2 separate regions of the Homo sapiens genome follow, and region 1 is linked to region 2. Evidence: chromatin loops called from intact Hi-C (ENCODE). Cell type or tissue: heart right ventricle. All regions are shown on one strand. Each heading gives the region's core, and the rest is flanking DNA. Links, peaks and the distances in the headings are about the cores only. Region 1 overlaps TAF4B (TATA-box binding protein associated factor 4b). Region 2 overlaps TAF4B (TATA-box binding protein associated factor 4b).

What was found. Hi-C counts contacts between places; a loop is a spot of excess contacts. Peaks named below come from ENCODE experiments on the same cell type or tissue, not always from the same donor. Only the 100,000 strongest peaks of a DNase experiment are listed, where the experiment ranks them.
Region 1: a loop joins it to region 2, with 5 times the contacts of the local background. A loop is called at or near these places in 2 of 110 quality-filtered maps.

What each region holds. Positions count from the first base shown.
Region 1 is chr18:26,274,031-26,276,840 of GRCh38, reverse strand. It overlaps TAF4B (TATA-box binding protein associated factor 4b), which reads right to left. Exons shown (of 15, transcript NM_005640.3): 4 at 2,017-2,178; 5 at 1,788-1,910. Among named protein-coding and RNA genes, the nearest start is that of TAF4B, 49 kb to the right of the region's middle. In heart right ventricle, for the core only: no CTCF peak of the experiment used is centred there; no DNase peak of the experiment used is centred there.
Region 2 is chr18:26,335,488-26,338,297 of GRCh38, reverse strand. The region is part of intron 13 of TAF4B (TATA-box binding protein associated factor 4b); the gene reads right to left. Among named protein-coding and RNA genes, the nearest start is that of LINC01543, 86 kb to the left of the region's middle. In heart right ventricle, for the core only: a CTCF peak has its summit at 1,007 (motif pointing right); no DNase peak of the experiment used is centred there; H3K27ac peaks cover 636 bases.

The DNA of each region.
Region 1 (2,810 bases), core at 310-2,809, 62 kb after region 2:
TGGGATACGTATTCATTTCCAACAGGTCTCTTCATCTAGAGTATTCCATTTCAGAGAAACAAGTCATCATATCCCCTTTCAAAACTAGCATACCTTGAAAAGGGAAGATCAAAAGCTCAATGTTTACTTTTAAAAAGACACCCGTAAGTTGAATTAAAAATTTGTTAGTATGAGGTATTTTAGACATCTGTAATAAAAACATCTTCCCAAATGAAAAACTAACCATTTCAAGTGTGCTCTAACATCTTACAGGCAGCATTAAAAACAGTAGTAAAGAAGGTATTTTAATATTTATAAACTATGCTTGTTTTTGCTGTATAATATTTGAAATATACACATTTTATACTTGGAAAAAGGGATAATTTTTATGTGAAAAATATAATTCTAATTACGTGGTGAGAGAAATCTGTATATTATAGTAGTTCAAAAAATCCAAATCCATTTGTTTGTTATATCCTCAGCATGTCTTAAGCATATAATATGAAATATTTGCTAACTTCTATCTCCACTCTTTTTAGTGCACCTACATATTTTACCTGAAAGAGGATGTAAGAAACCAAAGGCATATAATTTGGTAGCTAAAAGACACAGCATCTTGGCACTCATATAAACATCAACGATCATCATGTTTAACATTCTCATCTGCAAGATGAGAATCTTATAGATAAGGAAAGTGAGGCCTAAGAGCATTAACTAACTTCTGTGGTCCCAAAGCTTGGTGTCTATCTGGACATATAAGAACCGAATTTCATTATCTATTGATAGCCTGGCTTTCTGAGATTTCATAATTCTTTTTTCTTTTCTTTTCTTTTTTTTTTTTTTTTTGAGACAGAGTCTTGCTCTGTTGCCCGGGCTAGAGTACAGTGGTGCAATCTCAGCTTACTGTAACCTCTGCCTCCCAGGTTCAAGCCATTCTCCTGCCTCAGCCTTCCAAGTAGCTGGGATTACAGGCGTGCGCCACCACACCTGGCTAATTTTTATATTTTTAGTAGAGAAGAGATTTCACCATGTTGGCCAGGCTGGTCTCAAACTCTTGACCTCAGGTGATCCACCTGCCTCGGCCTCCCAAAGTGCTGGGATTACAGGCATGAGCCACTGTGCCCAGCAGAGATTTCATAATTCTAATAACAATTTCCTATTGACTAAATAATGAACCTTTTCTCCAAGGCCCTTTGTAGAGTAAGGGAGGCAAGACTGATGTACAGAAATAATATATATATCAAAACATCATGTTGTATACCTTAAACATATACAATTTTTTTAAAAAGGTAAATTTTCAAAAGAAATATACAATAGGTTTTTCTAGCCAAGATTTATAGTCTTTACAAAGCTTTCAAGAAGCAAAAAACAAAATTTATCAAGAACTACATTTAAAATAAATCTCAGGCCGGGCTTGGTGGTTCACGCCTGTAATCCCAACGCTTTGGGAGGTCAGGGCAAGTGCATCACTTGAGGCCAGGAGTTTGAGACCAGCCCAGCCAACATGGCAAAACCCCGTCTCTACTAAAAATACAAAAATTAGCCGAGCGTGGTGATGCACACCTGTAATCCCAGCTACTCAGGAAGCTGAGGCAGGAGAATCATTTGAACCCAGGAGGCAGAGGTTGCAGTCAGCCTAGATCACGCCACTGCACTCCAGCTTGGGCAACAGAGCGAGACTCTGTCTCAAAACATAAATTAAATAAATAAATAAATTAAATAAATCCCATTTAAAAATATGCATTTCCCAATTACAACATGTTATATGGATTCCTCCAGAATTTGCAGGATTTTATAGCACTACTTACCAAAAGTTGTTCCACCAGCTTCTTCACATTTTGCCCCATTTCTGGGGACTGTGATCCACTACATGCTAGTTTTATTAACATTGCAAGGAAGTTCTTGCATTTCTTCACATTTTCTAGCATTGTCTAAATATGAAAATGTAAATATAAGCAAACACAAGTGTTAGTGAGCAAACAATTCAAAAGAACTTGCAAGGAACAAGATTTATGTAAGGTGCAAGTAAGAGCTTACCGGAGAAAGATTAATCTGAACAGCTGCTGAGTTCTCTGCTTTAAGATTGGGCTCATTTGAAGGAGTGGATGATGCTCCCAAACTTGAAGGCTTCAGGGTAGTTACAGTATTCAATGGCTTTCCAGGAGTAACTGTGACGACACTGGTTGGCACAGCCACAGACTGAAATTAAAGGTATTAAATATTTAGGCATGTATTACTATGATACATTAGTGGGTGCCTCATTTCACACTCATCAGACAAGTTAATTTTGACATCTGTGGTTTTATGTTATGCTCTAGTAGTCTAAGGCAATATAATACAGTTCTAGGAACTCTTGAGTCTAGCAGATCTGGGTTTCATTCTCACCCCATCTACTATTTCATTACCACCTACCAAGTGTTGACTGCAGGCAAGTTACTTAATCTTGCTAATCCTGATTACTCTCTGCAAAAATAGGGATTGCAACGGTACCTGCTGTCCTAGGATTTTTTGTGAAAAACAGTGCTAAAGCAAATAAGTCCTCAAAAAATATTATTAATACTCCAAGAAGTATCTGAAAGTCTTTATGAGAACATAGAATATTCTGCTTTTTCTTAAGAACAAAGCAGAGCAATCTACTTATTATCTAAAATTTAGATAAACTGCTTTTATGTAGACCATTAAAGTAAGCATGAAGAATATTATAAAACGTGGTATCTTATATTCACACTGAAAAGAATTTCAGTTGTTTCTCTACCTTCTATCAAAATGAGGTGTGACTCTAGCTAGCATCACCTACAGGACAAAAACCTCATACAAGCAATCACAAGTCA
Region 2 (2,810 bases), core at 69-2,568:
TTTTGTATTTTTAGTAGAGACAGGGTTTCATCATGTTGCCCAGGCTGGTCTCGAACTCCTAAGCTCAGATGATTCACCCATCTCAGCCTCCCAAAGTGCTAGGATTACAGGTGTAAGCCACTACACCTGGCTTAAGAATTCTAGTCCTTAACAGTTGAAAGCAAATATGGATAAGATTAGGAATGAAGGGGATTCAGATTGTGATTTAATATTTATATGAGAAATATCACTGCTGAAACATTTCTCAGCATAAATAAAGCCTACAGCTTCTGTAAACAGTTCTTCGAAGTTCTGCATTTATAAGATAGCCAGTAATCTTTTTTTCTATGACAAGCCTGGTAGGTAGGTTTGAAAGGGAAAACAGATCAGTTCTAAATCAAGCAAGCATAAGGCATCTGTGCTAAATAAAAAATTCATGAGTGAACAAAGAAAACTTCTCAGACAGCCAAATACCAAAAATTCACAACCCAAAGCATCACAGTTTATACCAGCATGATAGTGATTAGTGCATCCTAAATGCTAACCTCACAAATTACCATCAAGCAAGCAATCCAACTCCCTATTAAGATATGGTTAGCCAGGCACAGTTGCTCACGCCTGTAATTCCAGCACTTTGGGAGGCTGAAGCGGGTAGATCACCTGAGGTCAGGAGTTTGAGACCAGCCTGGCCAACATAGTGAAACCCCATCTCTACTAAAAATACAAAAATTAGCTGGATGCGGTGGTACGCGCCTGTAATCCCAGCTACTCGGGAGGCTGAGGCTGGAGAATCGCTTGAACCTGGGAGGTGGAGGCTGCCTGAGCTGAGATCATGCCACTGCACTCCAGCCTGGGCGACAGAGTGAGACTCCATCTCAAAAAAAAAAAAAAAAAGAAAGAAAGAAAGAAAAGAAAAAAGATATGGTCAATATTTATGCAATCAAACAATATACACTACCACTGTGTATTTGATTCTGAACTACAGCCCCTTAGAACACTCAAGTTATTAAGAACTCTAGGGGGCAGGAGAATGACAAAAATGACAATATTTGACTTTCACCAAACATTTGCAAAACAGAGTGGCTCTGTTCTTGGAAAGAGGCCAATGTATTTGATTCATTTTTTTGATCAAAGAGGATTTATGATAGGAAGCAACCAGAAAACTTTCAAAATATTTTGGAAAGAAGTTATACTGAATTCCTTTAACCTTGTTTGGAAAAAGAAATAAATGGAGGTGCAAAGGAAGAGAAAAACACAGGTTTGCTACCACCTGTTCTCATTAACAGAGGCATTTTTTTGGTACATTTCCTCTCACAGATTTCTTTGAAAAATGTTGTCTACCTATTCATCCCTTACGGAATTATTAAACAACATACTAAAATAAAATGCAAACAAAAACAAAACATCCCATACAAAGCTGAAGGAAGAATTAATCTAAGATTCAGATGCTTATGAAGGTTTATGAAGGAAGAACAGACAGGGTAAGGTTAAAAGGGTAAGCTTTCTGTTGCACATTTTCCAAAAAGGGAATGCAATTAGAAGATAAGCATCTAGTCAGTCCTTAATTAAAACAAGGTGGGATACCCATGATTCAGAGCAACAGTAGGTTGCCCATCCCTAAATAATCTATCCTCATGCCAGGTTTGCTTAAAGAGAATTATAGGTACAGTTCTCATACTAATAATTTTAGATACATTTTCCACTGGAAAGACATCAGTATAAGGAATATCTTGTTGCTGAAAATAAAATGTTTCTGCTCTCAACTTTTTTTTTAAAGTGTTCTCCCTTTCCATCGTTCCCTGTCCCAATCCTGAAATCCCTCCACCCAGAGTTCATGTATTTTCCTTCTCTATGTTAATGAAAACACACCACATTGATTGTAAGAATCTTACTAGATTTCCACTTGTTTTGCCTCAATTCCTACATTAATCCAAACAATAAGGGCCTTTAAAACGTTCATAAATAACCTGCTGCTGCTGGCACCTAGGAGCCAACTGCAGCAATGTTAAGCAACAACAAATTTCATAGTTCAAGAGGCACAGTTAAGGGAAAAGGTTGCTCAGAAAATCACTCTTATTTAGCACAAAGATCCTTAAAAATTGCATGAAATCAGTGAAGTAACTATAGAAACCAATTTCTTCAGCTCCATATCACACGTCTCACACCTCAATTGTCTTTATTATCATCTGCTGTCAGATCCTTAATCAGAAATGTGAACAGGCTTGATGATTTATTCAGGAGGGAAAAGAATCTGTAGGTCAAGTGAAAAATTTCACACACACACCCATACACACACTGCACCTTCAACCTTAGGTACTTTCATTTCATTCTGTTCTCAGCAGCTCTGGGGGCAACTCCAGTGAGATCCAATATTAAGGCTCAATTAAAATAAGCTCCAATTAGTGGAGCTTTTTTCTCTGGGGCTAGAAAAGTCAGGAAATGGATATTGGGAAATGTAAAAAGTCAGCTACTGAGAGGAGGCTGCAGACATAAATGAACTTATTTGTTGATTTCTACAGTTGCTATGCAGAGGCCTCTGGGAGTAAAAGCTTAACCAGTCTAAGCTATAAACTAAAACCCCTGCAGCTAAACATGAACTGTGTGAAACAAGGGCTCCATTCCAGAACAGAAAACTGCTGGGCCCAGAAAATTAAAAGCCAGAGGCATTTTCCATTTAAAACTAAATCCCAGCACCGCCTCCCAGCCAAAGAATTATAAGCAGTATCAGATTTACAAAACGAACAATTACCCTGGAAAAATGTAGCCTATTGTACAGTCCCAGATGCTAAATCTCAAAAGTTTCTTTTTTTTTAAAATCTCACATTATATTC